Regions from separate parts of the Homo sapiens genome. Here regions 1, 2, 4 and 5 are each linked to region 3. Evidence: chromatin contacts called from ENCODE Hi-C or POLR2A ChIA-PET data. All regions are on one chromosome and are shown on one strand. Each heading gives the region's core, a stretch centred on a gene start or an enhancer-like site at or near the end of the contact. The rest is flanking DNA. Distances are from core to core; before and after follow the strand shown.

Region 1 (3,637 bases), core at 937-3,436, 720 kb before region 3:
TCACTGCAACCTCCGTTTCCCGAGTTTAAGCAATTCTTCTGCCTCAGCCTCCTAAGTAGCTGGGATTACAGGCACGTACCAACATGCCTGGCTCATTTTTGTATTTTCAGTGGAGAGGGGGTTATCACGATGTTGGCCAAGCTGGTCCTGACCTCAGGTGATCCACCCACCTCAGCCTCCCAAAGTGCTGGGATTACAGGCATGACCCACCGTGCCCGGCCTCAGAAAGCGTTTCTGATTTATGTTCTCAGGAAAGGAGGAGACGGCTGCTCACCACTATCCACCCCCCGCTTCCAGGCAGTCTCAGAAACCGAGGAGGAAACATCACATCTTTGGTGCTTCCCGTCCCTGGAGTGAGGGGCCTCAGGGACTTCACAGCCAGGGCTCAAGTCTGGGCACAATGACCTCTGAGCAGAAGAGGCTCTCCCTGACCCGCCAGGTTGTTTCCGGGTTAATGCCTGGGGAACTTGGCAAGGCGCCATCTCTACAAAAAATACAAAAGGTAGCCGGGCATGGTGGCGCCTGTAGTCCCAGCTACTCGGGAGGCTGAGGCTGGAGGATCGCTTGTGCCGGGGAGGTAGAGGCTGCAGTGAGCCGAGATCGCGCTACTGCACTGCAGCCTGGGCGACAAAGGGAGACCCTGTTTCAAAAAAGAAAAAACTGGTGCGTCGATGTGGTCGCCGCTTAGTCAGGCCATGTCTTCAGCTCTGGGGGACGGGAGGTCACTGGAGGTGTGGGGCTGCCCGTCCTGGCGTCCCTCTGTGTAAGCAGCACCTGCTCCCGGAGGCACAGCCCTGGTCGGGGCCCCTCTGGAGGAGGGTTCTTGCCGGGCTCTGCTCCTCGCCGGCGGGGCAGACGTGACGGGCTCCGCACCCGGTCTGGAGAGGGCTGCGCTGGGTCGGCGCTGACGTTACTGCTTTTACTTACGACTGTAACAGCGCTACTGAACGCAGAGCACGTATCACAAAGCTCACCCGTTCCGAGTGAGTAACTTCACCGAGAGAGGCAGGACCATCCCCACGACGGTAGGACCTTCTCGTCACCCCAGAAAGAACCACGTGCCCACTCAACCCCCGACCCCACGCCGGGGCCCGCGGACGCAGCCGCCTCGCTCGCCCACGCACCTGCGGCAGCCGGGCCCGGCAGGGACGAGGGCTCGGCGGCGCCCCCGGGAAGAGCGCGGTCCGGGCCCTGGGTCCCCGTCCAGGAGGCGCCGCTGCCGCAGTGAGCACGTCGGGCCGGGTCTTGAGCTCGCGCCGGCCGCGCTCCCCGCGTCCCGAGCTGTGGCGGCCGCGTCCCCGGGCGGAAGGCTCACGCTCGGTGACGCCGCGCTGTCCCAGAACCTCAGCGACTTTGCAGACTCACTGGTGACCCAACGGTGCGCCCCGCCGCCGCCGGGCGGAAGTCCCGCCCCTGCCCCGGAGAGGAAGTTCCGCCTCATCGAGCGCCGATTGGCCGCACCGCCTTAGAGAGGACGCGCCCGGGGCCACCCCGCCGCTCCCTCCGAGGGTTCTGCGGAAGCAGGCGGCACAGCCTGCGAGGGGCTTTCGTTTCCCGGACTCAGCCGCATCGCCTCGGCTCGGGCGCGCCTGCATCCTGCCGCCCGTCCGCGCGTTGAAGGGGCGGATACAAACAACGTGGACTTCCGAGCCCCTGATTGGCGAGCGTGTAGGAAAGGGGCGGGGTTAGCAGAGCCGTGATGGACATGCAAGCGACCCAATGGCGCCGGCGACGGGGCGGGCGAGGACAACGGCGTTGTGGGCCGGGGGCGGGGCGGCCGGCGGCTCTGGGATTTCTCTGGGAGGCAGCCGCAGGGAAGGGAATGATCTTGGTGAACTTATAATCGAACCAATGGTTCCGGGAAAGCAGGAGGCGAGTGGCCAATGGCGACGGCGATGAGGCAGGCGTCCGCTGTCTCCGCAACGCCGTGTGGGAAAGGCGGGGGAGGGGCGGTCATGACAGACGTGCAGACAGGCCAATGGCTGAGGGAAGGAGGGCGGCGGGCGACCTCTGGTGACTACGGGAAGGCAGGGCGGGGTGGTGAAGAGGCGGTGCGACCGGAGGTCTGGCGGCGCCGTGTGGAACGCCGTGAGGGCGGGGAAGTCGTGACGGACGGGCGGGTGGGCCAATGGGCTCGGGAGGGCGGGCGAAGGGTGGCCAATGGCGGCGGCGCGGCCGGGGGTGGGGCGGCGCGGCGGCCCTGGTGGTGCGGGAAGCGGCGGGGCGGCGGCGAGGCTGAGGTGCGCCCGGGCGCGGGCGGGGCGGGGCCGGCGCTGGGCTTCGGGCGCGCCCACTCGGCCGCCGTGGGGCGGACGCAACGGGCGCAGGTGCGGGGCGCGGGCTCTCTCACGCCGCGGCCTCACCCGGCGGTGCTTCGGCAGGCGGCCGGCGCGGGGCGCAGGCGGCGCGGCCATGGGCTCGCAGGGCAGTCCGGTGAAGAGCTACGACTACCTGCTCAAGTTCCTGCTGGTGGGCGACAGCGACGTGGGCAAGGGCGAGATCCTGGAGAGCCTGCAGGACGGCGCGGCAGAGTCCCCGTACGCCTACAGTAACGGTAAGGCCCGGCCCGCGGCGCGCGCTGCTACGCGGGGCCCGAGCCCGGCGAGCTGGGCACGGAGCTCGCCCTCGGCCCGGCCCTTCCAAGCGCCGCCGAACGTTCCCAGGAACGCCTTTGCCTGGCTTCCAGACTCGGTAGCTCGGTGGCTGCGGGGTGCCCGTGCTCCAGTCCCGAGGTGACGCCGGGGGGCAGGAGGACGGACCAGAGGGACGCGCCCAGCGGGGACGGTGCCATGGACCCGGGGTCTGGGGGACGGTGTCACGGGTCCGGGATCTCAGGGGAAGGTGTCATGGGTCCGGGATCTGGAGCCCAGGGGAAGGTGTCATGGGTCCTAGAGAAGGTGTCATGGGCCTGGGGAAGGTGTCATGGGTCTAGGATCATCTGGGGTCCGAGGGAAGGTGTCATGGGCTCGGGGGAAGGTGTCGTGGGCCGGAGGGAAGGTGTCATGGGTGCAGGATCTGGGGTCTGGGAGAAGGTGTCATAGGTCCGAGGGAAGGTGTCATGGGTCCAGGATCTGGGGTCCGGGGAAAGATGTCATGGTCCCGGTAGAAGGCGTCATGGGCCAAAAGGAAGGTGTCATGGGTCTAGGATCATCTGGGGTCCGAGGAAAGGTGTCATAGATCTGGGGGAAGGCATCATGGTCCTAAGGGAAGCTGTCATGGGTCTGGGATCATCTGGGGTCCGAGGGAAGGTGTCATAGATCTGGGGAAAGGTGTCATGGGTCTGGGATCTCAGGGGAAGGTGTCATGGGCCTAAGGGAAGGTGTCATGGTCTGGGATCTCAGGGGAAGGTGTCATGGGTCTAGGATCATCTGGGGTCTGAGGGAAGGTGTCATAGATCTGGGGGAAGGCATCATGGTCCTAAGGGAAGGTGTCATGGGTCTGGGATCATCTGGGGTCCGAGGGAAGGTGTTATAGATCTGGGGAAAGGTGTCATGGGCCCGGGGAAGGTGTCACGGACCCAGGTCTGGTGGCAGGTGCTGCTGGGCTGCTCTTGGGACCCTGTCTCGAGCGTGCACAGATGACAGGTCCTTATAGGCACGCTGTTCCCCTGAGGTATTTGCTTACTGCTGAGGGAGTC
Region 2 (3,275 bases), core at 1-2,500, 520 kb before region 3:
TTGGTCACGCGCCGCTCCTTGAAGCACCTGTACGCGCTGCCGGCGGCTGCCTTGTTTAGGGCCACGCACAGCGCCCCGCTGGTGGAGAAATCCAGCTGGTGGCAGAACCTGGAGTGGGACAGAGTCCAGAGTCTGAGCCACTTTCCTCCACAGACGCCACCGTGGGGCTCCGGCCGCCCCCCCTACCTGAACCCGTAGCAGGTGTCAGGGTCGGCCAGCTCGGGAAAGCGGTACCGCAGCTGCTTCTGCAGGGTCAGAGTCTCCCGCCACGCCTTGCTGTCAATGCGAACGTCCCAGTGCTTGTTGACCACCAGGAAGTCGCGGCTCCGGTACACGATGGACAGGTTCTCCACGCTGCCTGGCTCCATGGCCGGCCTGCCGAGCCACGCGTGGGTGCGTGTGCTGTGAGCACGTGGTGCGCCCCCAGCCCAGCATACAGAGGTACCCGCACCGCCCCACCCGGGCTCCGGTGCGAAGCCACCGAGCCGGGTCCGCAGCCCTACTGTGCACCTGCATCCTCAGTCCCCGAGATCAGTCCCCAGGGCGTCAGCTGGGGAGTCAAGGAGTCAGCCTGCTCCGGGCTGACCTGAAGGGCCCTGCCTGACCTAAGCCTGGAGAAAGAGCCCGTTCCAAACCTGCCCCACAGATCCTCCCCACAGACCCTCCCCTCCAGGGGATGCACGTGAATGCCTCTGCCCGACGGTGGGGGCGGGGAGGGGCTGCAGCACTACCAGGCCCGGCAGCCAGGTCTGCCCGCAGCGCGGGTTAGGGCTGGGGCCTCCTCGCTCCCCGCAGTCCGCGCAGACCCGCGCCCCGCACAGGCCCGGTGGGCAGGCCGACCCTGGCTCCGAGCCCCTCCCGCGCCCACGCCCACGCCAAGACCAACCTGCTGCCGGGCCGTGCAGTCCAGGCCCCCGATGCCGTGCCCGGCGCCGGCTCCAGCCGCGCGCCCGCGCGCTGGCGACCCAGAGACCCTGGAAGCTCCGCTCCGGACGCCTGGCAGCGCTTCCGCCCTGCACCGCTGCGCGCGCAGCCCCGCCCCCCCCCCCGGCCCGCCCCCGGCCCGCCCCCGCCGCGGAAGGGCGGCTGCGGCGGCCAATGGCGAGCTCCCCAGGACAGGACGCGGGGGCTGCGGAGCAGGAACTCGCCCCGCCCACCCCTCGCGCAGCCCCGCCTCCGCCACGCCAACCAATGGCGCGCGCCGCCGGGCACGCCGGCTGCTGATTGGCGGCGCCCGGCACGCTCGGGGCGGGCAGTGCGCGACGGCGGCGGCGGCGCGGGAGGTTCGGAGCGGGAGCTCGGGCTCGCGGACGGTATGGAGGACTACGAGCAGGAGCTGTGCGGCGTCGAGGATGATTTCCACAACCAGTTCGCGGCCGAGCTGGAGGTGCTGGCAGAGCTGGAAGGTGGGGCGCGGCCCCCGGCCGTTGGGGAGGAGCTGCGAAAGCCGGGACAGTGGCGACCTCGGGGAGGGCGTGCCGGGGGCCGAAGGGGCCTCCACGTCGCCGCTGGCGGGATCTGCTGTCTCGGGGCGGCCGCTGACAATCTCCTCTCCCAGCAGGGGCGTCGACTCCGTCGCCCTCCGGGGTCCCCCTGTTCACCGCGGGCCGACCCCCGCGGACGTTCGAGGAGGCCCTTGCCAGAGGGGACGCGGCCTCCAGTCCCGCCCCAGCCGCATCTGTGGGCAGCAGCCAGGGCGGCGCCAGGAAGAGGCAGGTGGACGCCGACCTGCAGCCGGCCGGGTCCCTGCCCCACGGTAGGTTGGCGGCATTGCCCCAGGGCCTCCGGAGTGGGCGCGAGGCTGAGGAGGCCTCTGGTTCCCTGCATGTGTCTCCCCCAGCCCCCAGGATCAAACGGCCTAGGCTGCAGGTGGTCAAGAGGCTGAACTTCAGATCGGAGGAGATGGAGGAGCCGCCCCCTCCCGACTCCTCGCCGACGGACATCACCCCGCCGCCGAGCCCTGAGGACCTCGCAGAGCTTTGGGGCCACGGGTGTGTGGCTTGGACATGGGCGTCCCATCCCATCTGTCCAGTGGGACTCAGATGGAGCCCATCCCGTGCCCTGGATGAGGCCTGGGGGGTGGGGAGGGTTCCATGGCTGAGAGCAGTCTCGGACACCCATATCCAAGGGTGACCCCACGCTTGAGTTTCTGCCACTGAGCCCCGGTCTCTCTCCAGAGTCTCAGAAGCTGCTGCCGACGTGGGTCTCACACGGGCCTCACCAGCTGCCCGCAATCCCGTCCTGAGGCGGCCCCCCATCTTGGAGGACTACGTCCACGTGACATCCACGGAGGGCGTCCGGGCTTATCTGGTGCTGCGTGCTGACCCCATGGCCCCGGGGGTGCAGGTGCGTGGCTGTGGCCTTCCTGCACGGTGGGTGGGCCAGTGCTGCTCAGGAAAGGGTCCTTGGAGCCCCTCACCCCTGCCATTTGCTTAAAGCGGGTCCTGTGCAGAGCCCCAGGGGTGCAGAGGGGGAGGCTGCGTCATGGGGCGTAGACTTAGAGGACACAGCCTCCCCACAGCAGGTTGCTGTCCAGCCTGTTTGTATGGCCTCGGGTGGAGAGGGCCTCCTTGCTTCCCCTCCTGCTTTTGCCCTTTCCTCCTTTCTCCTAAAGCTGCCCCCAATTTCCCTTTGCAGCTGACCCATCTGGATGGCTTCATTCCTTTGGCACCCCTGTCCAGTCTCCCACCCCTCACTGGCCAGCTTACTGGGGTTGTCCCACCCGGGTCCCTGAGCACTGATGGGGGCTGACGTGAATCCTGTGACCTAGGAGGGGCCCAGAGGCAATTGTCCTCCCTTCCCCACAGGGCTCTCTCCTCCACGTCCCATGGCGAGGCGGTGGCCAGCTGGACCTGCTGGGTGTGTCCTTAGCCTCCCTGAAGAAGCAGGTCGACGGCGAGGTAGGGGCTGCGGGTTTGCTGGGGGGCGGTGGCGGGGCCGCCTGAGCCCTCCTGATTCCAGCCTGTTGTTTGCACAGCGGCGGGAGCGGCTGCTTCAGGAGGCCCAGAAGCTTTCAGACACCCTGCACAGGTGACTTGGTTGGCCCTTCCGCCCTGGGGACCCTTGTTGGCTCTTGCACCAACTCCTAGCTCCTAGCGTGTGGGTTGGCATGGTCCCTGCGAGTTGTTTGTGGCTCAGGACGTGGTCCTCTCCAGTCTCAGGTCGGGGGAGGAGGAGGCAGCCCAGCCCTTGGGGGCCCCTGAGGAGGAGCCGACTGACGGTCAAGACGCCTCCAGTCACTGCCTCTGGGTGGATGAGTTTGCACCCCGCCACTA
Region 3 (3,559 bases), core at 762-3,261:
AGTGAGGGAGGGAATGAATGAGGGAGGGAATGAATGAATGAGGGAGAGAGGGAGGGAATGAGGGAGGGAGGCAATGAGTGAGGGATGGAATAAATGAGTAAGGGAGGGAATGAGTGAGGGAGGGAGGGAATGAATGAATGAGGGAGGGAGTGAATGAATGAGTGAGGGAGGAAGTGAATGAGGGAGGAAGGGAATGAGTGAGGGATGGAATGAATAAGGGAGAGAATCAGTGAGGGAGGGAGGGAATGAATGAGTGAGGGAGGGAATGAGTGAGGGAGGCAGGGAATGAATGAGGGAGGGTGGGAATGAATGAGGGAGGGAATGAATGAATGAGGGAGGGAATGAATGAATGAGGGAGGGAGGGAATGAGGGAGGGAGGGAATGAATGAATGAGGGAGGGAATGAACGAATGAGGGAGGGAATGAATGAGGGAGGAATGAGTAAGTGAGGGAGGGAATGAGTTTGTGAGAGTGGGAATGAGTGAGGGAGGGAGGGAATGAATGAATGAGAGAGGAAATGAGTGAGGGAGGGAATGAGTGAGGGAAGGAATGAATGAGTGATGGAGGGAATGAATGAATCAGTGAGGGAGGGAATCAGTGAGGGAGGGAATGAGTGAGTGAGGGAGGGAGGGAATGAATGAGAGAGGGAATGAGTGAGGGAGGGAAGGAATGAATGAGGGTGGGAATGAATGAATGAGGGCGGGAATGAATGAATGAGGGCGGGAATGAGTGAGAGTGAGAATGAGTGAGTGAGGGAGGGAATGAATGAGTGAGGGAGGGAATGAGTGAGGGAGGGAATGAGTGAGTGAGGGAGGGAATGAGTGAGGGAGGGAATGAGTGAGTGAGGGAGGGAATGAGTGAGTGGGAATGAATGAGTAAGTGAGGGAGGGAATGAGTGAGTGAGGGTGGCAATGAATGAGTAAGTGAGGGAGGGAATGCGTGAGAGAGGGAAGGAATGATTGAGTGATGGAGGGATCGAATGAATGAGGGAGGGAGGGAATTAGTGAGGGAGGGAGGGAATTAGTGAGTGAGGGAGGGAATGACGGAGTAGGGGAGGGAATGAATGAATGAGTGAGGGAGGGAATGAATGAATGTGGTCACTCCCCGCGGTCCCCAAGCACCCGGACACCGTGACCTTGGCTGCGGCCCCGCCGTCGGCGAAATGCGGGCGGGGGGGCCGGGAGAGCCCGGGGGCCAGCACGGTCGCGCGTTGGCGAACGGACTGTCCCGCGCGCTCGCGGGTCTGGGGGCCTCCCGACCCGGTCCTGCTTGTTGCGTGGGCGGGAGGGGGGACCGGAAGCGCCCCTCCCCCACGGGCTCGCCCCGCCCCCGCCGCTCGCGGTCCCCCACGTCCCGCCCGCGCCCCGGCCCAGGGCCAGCCCCCGGTTTAGGGAGCATCCACACTTCTCCTCCCGTCGGTCATGCTCGCATTCGGCCTTTTGTACGGGGTCAGCTCATTGGGCGGATGAGAAGGTGTCCCCGCCTACCGCCCCGAACTGGCCAATTGCAAGGGGTTTCACAGGGCGCTGAACTCGCGGGAGCGTCACCGTCCTGCGACGCTTCAGAGGATCCTTAGGCCTCAGTGGTCTTTGACCCCCGGCCCCAGGACCTGACCCCAAGGAAACCTCCGGGACCTGTGGCTGGAGAGGTGACCGCCAGGCATCCGGGGAGCCTTTGGAGATCTCGGCTTCCTTTTTCCCCCGCTGCTTGCCGGCGTGTCCTCGGGTGGACGCGGGCAGCCCGAAGGGGAGTTTACAGACGCTCCCTCACATCGGGGACGCGGCTCCTTTAAGGGCGTAGGTGTCCAGGGCGCCGCCTGACTGGAAAGTCGCCCCCCGGCCGGGCTCCTGGGGCGGACCCGGGGCGCGGGCGCGCGGCGGCGGGGCGCGGGCAACGGGGAGCGCTCGGCGGCGCGGGAGGCGCTCGGGGCCGGGCGGCAGGAGCGGCGCGCGAGGCAGGCGTGCAGAGGGCAGCCCCGCGTTAGGCCCCGCCCCGCGCGCCCCGCCCGCGCCAGGGTCCTCGGAGCTGCTCTGGCTGCGCGCGGAGCGGGCTCCGGAGGGAAGTCCCGAGACAAAGGGAAGCGCCGCCGCCGCCGCCCCGCTCGGTCCTCCACCTGTCCGCTACGCTCGCCGGGGCTGCGGCCGCCCGAGGTGAGCGCGTGCGGGGGCCGGGCCGGGGCCGCGGGGCGGGGGTCGGGCCGAGGCCTCTACTCCTGTTGGGCCCGGGCCCCCGACTGCCCCGCGCCCCGCCCCGCCGAGCCGGGCCCCGCGCCGCGGCCGAGCTTTCCGGGGAGCCCGAGAGGCCCCGCGCTCGGCGCCGGCTCGGTCCGCGCTGCTGGCGCCGCTGGGCTGCGGCCCGAGCGGCCGGGCCGCCGCAGGCCTTCGGGGCCGGGGCTCCCCCACTTCGCCCCCGAGGTGCGCCTGGCGCGGGGCCGGGGCAGCCACCTGCAGCCGGGGCCCCGCGAGGCCGCGCCTTCCTCCTGCGCGGGGAGCGGCTTCCGGGGTCACGGTCGCCCCGCGGACGGATAGGATGGGCCGCGGGGGGAGAGTCTTGGATTGCAACATCGCTGGCTCGCGGGGGTGGGGGCCGGCGAGCGGGCTTGTTTTCGGTGCCTTAAAACCAAAACAAGTGTAAGTTTTCTTGTGCCTCTGAAGATGCTCCGCTGGCGCTTGCTGGGGCCCTGAACGTGAGCGCCTCGCTGGAGGGGGAGTTTTATTCTGTTTTGGACATCTCTTTTTATCGGTTGAATAGTAGTTGGTTCTGGTAGTTAACGTGCGTAGGAGGAATGTAAGGGAATGATTAGTTGGGCTTGTGATCGTGGCCTGTAGTCACGCTTGAATCGCAGAATGAAGTGGTTTTGTTTGTATAATTGGAAGTTACGCTTAGTTTCTCTGTTTGCAAAGTGCCTGTCTTTGGGGAGTTCGGTTTGTTTCCTTTTACAGGACCTACCCCAAGTGTTTCTTGCTCTTCAAGAAACGTTGCCTTTGGGTAGAGAACCTATGCAACGGAAGACGGGACGGATCCTCAGTTTGCCCTGATTGCTCATTCAGAGAGGTCCGTTCCCTAGGCCACTGGGTGATTGCTGGTGTGCGCTTGTATGGTGTCTCAGGGTTTGGGATCTTGCTTCAGAAACATTCTCGGGGCCTGGGGCAGATCAGGTGCGGCCAGGTAAGCGTCTCCCGACTGCAGGTGCTTGGGTCTTGCAGAAGGGAATACCTCCCCAAGCCTGGGAGAGTTTGCATTTGGGTGCAGGAGGGCCTTTAAAGGCTTCTTGTGCCAGCCTGTCGTGGCGACCACCCGTTGTGGAGATCAGTGCGGTGGAGTTGTGGGAGGTGAGTGCTTTGCTCACCCTCAGCCAGGAAGTTGCTCTGAAGTCGGTGCTGTCAACCAGCAGAGCAAGGCGGTGATCCGAGAAGCTAAAGCTCAGCCGGTTGCGGGCGCCCAGCAGGAGGACAGAAGGCAGACTTTCGGGCCGCTCCTGGAGTGCCCGGCCCTGTCCCCGTTTCTGCAGTGTCTGGGCCTTGCCTGGCTCTAATAGATGAGGGTTGTTTTTGTCTTTG
Region 4 (3,438 bases), core at 615-3,114, 780 kb before region 3:
TGGCGAGCTTCTGCGCACTTGCGTTAGCTGCTCAGGTCTGTCTGGATGTGAGAGTCGTGTCCTCAGGCCAGGAAGCACTGGCACGGAGCAGGGCTCGGTCAATGGTCTGGATAATCCAGAGTCACTTACCTTCTGCTGTGCAGTCATTTACAATTCACGCCTGTGTGCCTGATGTCTTGTGACTCAGAATCTTCAAGACAATCACAGGCTGGCCTCACGGAGGCACGAGTGACTCATTTCTCTCATCGCACCCATTCCCTCCAGCACTCTCCTTGTGCGGGGAAACCTCAGTCACCTTGAAGACGCCTCCTGAGGCCCTCTTCTGGGTGAATGGGCTTCCTCCTTCACCATGACAGGCTACTGGGGAGAGCTGGGGTGCTCCCACCCTCTCCTCACCCCAAATGGGCCTGGCCTAGCAAAACTGGCCAGAACTGGCCACTCTGCAGTGAGCTGGCAGGGCCCTCAGCATCAGATCAACAGGTTCAACTGCAGCTGCCTCTCTGGTGGGGAGGTTATAAGGCCTGCTGGCTAGACCACTGGCCCCTGGCCAGGGAGCCACCTAGGCAGTGCCAGGGAAGGACTGGGAAGGGAAGAGAACCTGCGGTCCCTGAGTGAGGCCTTGACTGCACCCTCTCCTGTGGTTCGAAAGCCACACTTGGCCAGTATCCTGCCATGCAGGTGAGGAAGCTGGGGAGGACAGGGTCCCAGAGCCTTGTCCAAGTTGCAGAGAGGAGAGCCAGCTCTCACTCTGCAGCCCTCTGTGCCCCCAGACCCCCACTGGCCCCCGGGGACACATTTCCTGCCCTTGGGATGCTTTGGCATGGATATAGTCTGGGAACAAACGGCACATCCAGCTGCCCTGCCTGTCTCCACAGAGGGGGCAGCAGACCTAGGGGGAGGTGTCCAAGACACAGGAATGAAGTGTCCTTACCAAAAGCTTCCGAGGACAGAAATAAACCCCTCCTGCCAGCTTCTGCACTGACTGCAGCTAGAAGCCGAGCTCCACGTGGGACACAGGTGTCCCTGCTGCGGCATCTCAGCATGACGGAGGCCCATCCTTGGCTTTCCTGGAGCATGAATATCCTCTGAGGAGCACTGGCCCTGGCCTTGTAGGTCTTGCTGAGACTGGCTTAGATTTTCTGGCCCAGGAGCAATCGTCACCCAACCTCCCACTTGTAAATCTCGCCACAGAATCGGCCCACAACCGTCTCTCCGGAATCTCGGCGGACCAGCCCTGCTCCTGTGTCTCCCTCTCCCGCAGAGCCACTGCCTTCTCAGGCTCCTCAAGTGCACCTAAGAGCGGGAGTCTGGCTGCCCTCAGCACTCGCGTCCCGCCCTGCAGCCTGATAAGCTTGACGCCAAGGCATTCTCCCGAGAGCCGGCCCAGCAGCTGCTGGCAGGAGAGTGGCCTCAGGGCAGCGGGAAGGGGACCTCCGGGGAGAGAATGAGGCCTGCGCAAGGGTCCTGGAAGGACCCAGGAGTCGCCCCGGCTTCCCTCCCCCAGGCCCTGGTTGGGCGCCGTGGGCCGCGTCCCAGTTGAGCCCGGCGTGGCCGTTTAATGGCGTCCCTCCGCGACCGAGGACGAAGGGGCCTAGAGAGGCTGTGCCCAAGCGACGCTGCGAGGCCAGGCCGCGTCTCGGGCCAGGGCGGTCCCCTTGCCACCGCCGCTCTTGGCCGCCAGGACCAAGCACAGCACGCAGCGTCGCGAAAGGGGCGGTCCTGGAAGGCGCGAAGGGGTCTCCGGGTCTCGCGAACACGGCGGGGTCGGGGCGGAGTCGTGGGTCCTCGGTCGAGCGGCCGCCCAGAGCCCCGCGGGACACGGACGGCCCCAGCCCGGCTCCCCGCGAGCCCCACGCGTCTGTGACGCCGCTGATGCGCAGACGCCGCGGCTGCAGGCCCCGCCCCTCCGTGCCCCTCGCAAGGCCCTCTGGGAGTTGTAGTTCCAGCTCCTCCTCGGGCCGCCCCACTCCCTGATAATCCTGGAGCGCGGCGCCTCCCGGGGACCGAGGCCTCGGGCCCGGCCGTCTCCAGCAGCGAGGGCAGGAGAAGTGGCCCGGGCGGTCGGCGGACTGGGAGGGCGCCACCCGAGGACTACAACTCCCGGCCTGCCTCGCGCAGGCACCGCCCCGAGCTTCCGCCCCGTCGGCGCCGCGCAGCCCTGTGGGAGCCGTAGTCCGGGCGCGCGATTCACAGCGCCGCGTGCGCCCCGGGCGCGCCGTAGCCGCGGGGCCCGGGCCGGGCGCTACGCTACGAAGGCAGCGTAAGGCGGGCGCCGGACGCGGGCAGGGGCCGGGGCCGGAGCCGGGTCGGGGCGCCCCGCGGCTGAGGAGCGGGAGGCCGTCCGGGCAGCGCGGCCGGCGGCGAGAGGGGCCCCGCCGCTCTCCGGAGGCAGAAGTTGTGGATCGGCCGGCGGGGGCGAGCGGGCCCGGGGGCCGGGGCCGCGCTGCCCGGGCCGCGAGGACGAGGCGGCGCCGCCGGGCTGTGGAGGTGAGTCCCGTCGGCCGGGCCCGGCCGGGCGCCCAGCCGGGGACCCCGGGCGGGGAGCGCGGGCCCGGAGGGCGGCGGGGAGCGCGGGCTCGGCGGGGCGCAGGAGGCCTCGGGGGCCGGGCGCGCCGGGCTCCGAGCCAGGGCAGGGACGGCAGGGCCCCCGGAGTGGGGTCAGCCCGCCGCCCGCTGGCGCCTCCAGGCTGGTGGGGGCCAGGGCTGGGCGATGCTTCGCAGAGGAACCCAGAGGAAGGCGGGAAGTCGGCAGGGACCTGGGCCATGTGGGTCACTTGAGGCCAGCCCCGGGGGCCGCGCACACCGGAGGCGGCCTCGGCCCTGCCTGCCCTTGAGTGCCCTTATATCCGGGCCCATCGTGCGGTCCTGGCCGCCTTAGGGATGTTGTGCTTGGTGCGGGCATCACTCCCCTCACTTGGGGAACGGCCTGGGGGCGGCCACCTGGCGTGGAGGGGCTGGCGGGAGCCCCGTCTGTGCCAGCCATGCCAGTGTTCTCTTCCGTGTTCCTCTGGGGCTGCTGCGGCACCAGCTGGGAAGTTGCAAATCTGCTGTCCTCCCGCTGGCTGCAGAAGGGGCCCCTCTAGTCCTGACCGGGGGAACTCTTGTGTGGTCAGCTGGCCCTGGCCGGGCGAGCTCTCGGGGCCCCCTTACTGCTCTGGAGTTTGTTACCGGACTGCAGGTAACAAGACCCGGAAAGCAATGGTGAGGCCCAGAACCTGAGGCCAGGCCTGGGTGTGTGGGGCCAGTGGGGAAGACTGGGACTCCGTTGGGTGCTGAAGAGTTGTGTGCTTCTCCTTCGGGAAACCCGGATCTCTTCCTCTGCCCAGGTCTGAGGGGTGCGGAAACGTGAGTCACAGTTCAGTGTGGGAGTGCCCCGTAATTGCCTCCGCGTTTCCAGAGTCTGGGGCTGGGCAAGGATATAGGGGTGATTCTCCCTTC
Region 5 (3,465 bases), core at 253-2,752, 700 kb after region 3:
AGGTCATGCTATGCAGGACTGGCTGGCAAGGCAGGCCCTGGCAAAGCCAGGAAGCGCCCTGAGGAAGCCACGGGCCAAGGTCCTCTGTGACTGTTCCTGCACCCCAGATCTCCCCGGGGTCTGGGTCGGCCTCCTCCTGTCACATGACAGACTGATAGAATCTCCAAATGTCTTTTTCCAAAAAGGGCACAGACTATAAGCCCACAAATTGCTCAGAGAATTGCAGCATCTCTTCAACTCCTTTGATGTAAACGTCTACTTAAAGAAAGAAAAGGAAAAAAAGAAAGAACCTACACCTCAATACTGCTCTGCATCACTTCTGGGGAGAAGAAAGTTAGATTCCTGGCAGATGTCACCAGCCGAAGCCTTCTATGAACAAACCGGGGGAATTTCACAATGCTGGAAGCAAACAAATCTCTAAGCTCAGCAAACCAACGGGCTCCAGCCAGGTGCCCACAGCCAGCAGCTGGCAGTGCAGTGAGGGTGGAGGAACGCTGCATGGTACCCTCTGACCCCTCCACGGCTTCCAAGTCTGTACAGTCAAAAACGTCTCCCATTCACTGCGGAGATGAGCGCCAAAGGCGGGGGGCGGCGGCGAGGAGGAGGACAACTTCCTAACACTTTTCTCCCTTCCCGCCAAGAAGCGCGAGGGGGCCTTCCCCTCCGACGGGCAGGTCTCCTTCCGAGGCTAGTGTCACCTCCACTCCACAGAGGAAAACGTCAGTCTCGGAAGGAGTTTGCTCAGGGTCATCCAATGGGGGCCCAGAAACACAGCTGGGCTGAGAATGCCCAGAGTTTGACGCCCTGCTTCCAGGACGGATGGCCTCCGCAGAGTCCCCCTTGCCTTGTTTCCTCGAATGGAGGACCCTGGAAAATAAACTCCTGAAGACGAGCAGGTCACCGAGTTCTCCATCTGATCAGGACCCTTCCTGAGGCCCGGCAGGAACCCCCGGGACACGGGGGAAGTCCCCAGGCTGTCCCCACAGGGCTTGCCCCCTCCTGCAACCCGCTCGGCCGCCTCCGGCCTCCAAGCCCCAACGCCCCGCCGTCAGCCGCACGGCCGGGACCCCGCCCTGGGTGGCCCCACCAGGCCTCTCTCGGAAGCCGGCGCCGCCGGGCCCACGGCCGGACCTCAGTGAGGCAAAGTCCCCATCCGGTCGCCGGGAGCCCCGCTGCCCCCGGGCCGCGCCCCCGGCGCCCCGCACCTGGCGCAGCTCCTCGCGGCACACGGCGCAGTAGCGCTGCTCGCAGAGCACCCGCATCTTGGTAGAGCAGCGGTAGCACACCGGGTGGTCGCAGCGGCCCCAGCGCCGTGGCCTCCAGGTCTCCGCAGCACAGCACGCAGCTCCCGCCTCCCCGCTCAGGAGCTGCCGCCGCCTCCGCCTCCATGTCCGCGCGCCGCCCCTCGGCGCCCCCCGGCCGCCGCCATGGTCCGGGATCCGGCCCCCCTCTCGGCCGGTCGTGGCGCCGAGCGGCCTGGCTCCCGGCGGGCCCGCCCCTTCCGGGCAAACGTCACCGCCCCACCCAGCAACGGGCCCGCCCGGCGCAAGTGCGCGTCGCGACTTCCGCCTCAGCGCGGCGCCGGCTAGAGCGGTGGCCCTGATAGAGGCCGCTCTACCATGAGCCGACCGCTCGAAGGTCCGCGCGGCCACGCGGCCAGCCCCGGGCTCCTCTGGGCCACGCGTGTCACGTCAACACTCGCCGGGCTCCACGAACTGGCGTTGTCAGATGAAACACGGCACAACTGGTTTGCATCTCAGATGAACAAGGGGTCATGTCTTAGTGTAAGTATAGCCCAAATATTGATGGGCTAGGCTCATACTAAAATGCTGCTCCTTATCTGAAATTGACATTTAAGTGGACCTGCCGTATTTGTATTTGCTAAATCTGGCCACCTTATTAGGAAACCGGTCTCTGGTATTTGGAACACACACAAGCGTGGTCCCGCCTCCACTTCCCTAATGCCCTGTTTAAATCCCTACATGAAAGACAACGTGAAAGGCAGCACGTGGTGACGTCCATCTCGCAGCCCAGGGCAGTCTCGCCAGGCCTGCCCAGAAGGGGCCTCTGGAAGGCACGAACGGAACCTGTCCTCTTTACGCTGGGCCCAGCACAGGACGTGTTTGGATGGATGCTGCAGTAACAGGGCCTCCTCCCTACCCTTGAGGGCCAGGCACACTCAGGACCTCCCTCCCTCTGCCATCCAGAAGGCAGGTCCAGATCTAAACCCTACTGGAAAAGAGGCAGTAAATTGTATCAATGAGCCTGAACTTTACTTACTTTATTTGAGACCGGGTCTTGCTCTTGCTGTAACACAGTGGTACGATCACAGCACACTGAGGCCTCAACCTCCTGGGCTCAAGTGATCCATGCCCAGTGAACTTGGACTTTAGAAACAGACACAAATGGGCTTGAAACCCCAATTTTGCCACTTGAAAAAAGCTGTCAGGCACAGTGGCTCAAGCCTGTAATCCCAGCAGTTTGGGAGGCTGGGTGGCCCGGATTGCTGGAGCCTGGGAATTTGAGACCAGCCTGGCCTACACAGTCAGGCTCCATCTCCACAAAAAAAATTTTTAGGCCGGGCGTGGTGGCTCACGCCTGTAATCCCAGCACTTTGGGAGGTTGGGATCACCTGAGGTCAGGAATTGGAGACAAGCCTGACCAAAATGGTGAAACCCCATCTCTACTAAAAATACAAAAATTAGCCGGGCGTGGTGACATGTGCCTGTAGTCCCAGCTACTCGGCAGCCTGAGGCAGTAGAATCTCTTGAAACCGTGAGGCAGAGGTTGCAGTGAGCCGAGATCACGACAATCACGCCACTGCACTCCAGCCTTGGCAACAGAGCGAGACTCCATCTCAAAAAAAAAAAAAAAAACACACACGACTAGAGTGCAGTGGCGTGATCTCGGCTCACTGCAAGCTCCGCCTCCCGGGTTCACGCCATTCTCCTGCCTCAGCCTCCTGAGTAGCTGGGACTACAGGCACCCGCCACCACGCCCTGCTAATTTTTTTTTTTTATTTTTAGTAGAGACAGGATTTCACCATGTTCGCCAGGATGGTCTCGATCTCCTGACCTCTTGATCCACCTGCCTTGGCCTCCCAAAGTGCTGGGATTACAGGCATGAGCCACTGTGCCTGGCCAAAACACACAAAAATTAACGGGGCGTGGTGACATGCGCCTGTAGTCACAGCTTCTCGGGAGGCTGAGGCACGAGAAACGCTTGATCCCAGGAGGCAGAGGTTTCAATGAGCAGAGATTGCGCCCCTGCACTCCAACCTGGGCCACAGAGTGAGACTCCATCTCAAAAAAAAAAAAAGAAAACTGGGAAAAGTTATTGTAAGGATGTAAGAAGTTCAACATCTTGGCTGGGCGCGGTGGCTCACACCTGTAATCCCAGCTTGAAATTGGCACTTTGTGAGGCTGAGGCAGGTGGATCACGAGGTCAGGAGATCAAGACCATCAT

What was found. A loop is a pair of places that touch in the nucleus more often than their neighbours do. ChIA-PET counts read pairs that join two places held with the same protein, here RNA polymerase II (POLR2A). Pooled maps may share reads with other maps.
Region 1: a map of CD4-positive, alpha-beta T cell shows a loop between it and region 3 (35-fold over the local background). The contact joins the promoter of RAB40C here to the promoter of UBE2I in region 3. A Hi-C loop is called at or near these places in 1 of 168 maps with a recorded cell type or tissue (CD4-positive, alpha-beta T cell), 5 of 37 single-sample maps with no recorded cell type and 10 of 50 pooled maps. POLR2A ChIA-PET finds 5 or more read pairs at or near these places in 1 of 52 experiments (Caco-2).
Region 2: a map of CD8-positive, alpha-beta T cell shows a loop between it and region 3 (12-fold over the local background). The contact joins the promoter of CHTF18 here to the promoter of UBE2I in region 3. A Hi-C loop is called at or near these places in 1 of 168 maps with a recorded cell type or tissue (CD8-positive, alpha-beta T cell), 4 of 37 single-sample maps with no recorded cell type and 10 of 50 pooled maps.
Region 4: a pooled map shows a loop between it and region 3 (34-fold over the local background). The contact joins the promoter of LINC00235 here to the promoter of UBE2I in region 3. A Hi-C loop is called at or near these places in 1 of 37 single-sample maps with no recorded cell type and 11 of 50 pooled maps. POLR2A ChIA-PET finds 5 or more read pairs at or near these places in 1 of 52 experiments (activated CD8-positive, alpha-beta memory T cell).
Region 5: a loop to region 3 is called in a pooled map, with 8 times the contacts of the local background. The contact joins the promoter of ZNF598 here to the promoter of UBE2I in region 3. A Hi-C loop is called at or near these places in 6 of 50 pooled maps. POLR2A ChIA-PET finds 5 or more read pairs at or near these places in 3 of 52 experiments (GM12878, PC-9 and WTC11).

What each region holds. Positions count from the first base shown.
Region 1 is chr16:587,880-591,516 of GRCh38, forward strand. It overlaps RAB40C (RAB40C, member RAS oncogene family), which reads left to right and starts at 2,187. Exons shown (of 6, transcript NM_021168.5): 1 at 2,187-2,554. The coding sequence starts at 2,413. RefSeq lists enhancers at 508-707, 830-1,703 and silencers at 1,048-1,357, 1,678-1,737, 1,748-1,797, 1,868-1,987, 2,078-2,397.
Region 2 is chr16:787,370-790,644 of GRCh38, forward strand. CHTF18 (chromosome transmission fidelity factor 18) reads left to right here and starts at 1,251. Exons shown (of 22, transcript NM_022092.3): 1 at 1,251-1,406; 2 at 1,562-1,756; 3 at 1,841-1,991; 4 at 2,178-2,346; 5 at 2,808-2,900; 6 at 2,978-3,030; 7 at 3,156-3,275. The coding sequence starts at 1,316. RPUSD1 (RNA pseudouridine synthase domain containing 1) reads right to left here and starts at 1,012. Exons shown (of 6, transcript NM_058192.3): 1 at 887-1,012; 2 at 187-375; 3 at 1-108. The coding sequence starts at 368. RefSeq lists an enhancer at 1-285 and silencers at 735-824, 845-1,304, 1,485-1,544.
Region 3 is chr16:1,307,625-1,311,183 of GRCh38, forward strand. It overlaps UBE2I (ubiquitin conjugating enzyme E2 I), which reads left to right and starts at 2,012. Exons shown (of 7, transcript NM_003345.5): 1 at 2,012-2,149. RefSeq lists silencers at 1,081-1,370, 1,861-2,160, 2,361-2,550 and enhancers at 1,581-1,820, 2,522-3,133.
Region 4 is chr16:525,543-528,980 of GRCh38, forward strand. It overlaps LINC00235 (long intergenic non-protein coding RNA 235), which reads right to left and starts at 1,865. Exons shown (of 1, transcript NR_024121.1): 1 at 1,305-1,865. It overlaps CAPN15 (calpain 15), which reads left to right and starts at 2,170. Exons shown (of 14, transcript NM_005632.3): 1 at 2,170-2,487. RefSeq lists an enhancer at 729-1,290.
Region 5 is chr16:2,008,319-2,011,783 of GRCh38, forward strand. ZNF598 (zinc finger protein 598, E3 ubiquitin ligase) reads right to left here and starts at 1,503. Exons shown (of 14, transcript NM_178167.5): 1 at 1,420-1,503; 2 at 1,307-1,418; 3 at 1,206-1,305. The coding sequence starts at 1,429. LOC124903626 (a long non-coding RNA gene) reads left to right here and starts at 1,567. Exons shown (of 2, transcript XR_007064941.1): 1 at 1,567-1,784; 2 at 1,990-2,270. RefSeq lists silencers at 802-871, 882-1,311, 1,402-1,621 and enhancers at 1,229-2,177, 1,702-1,861.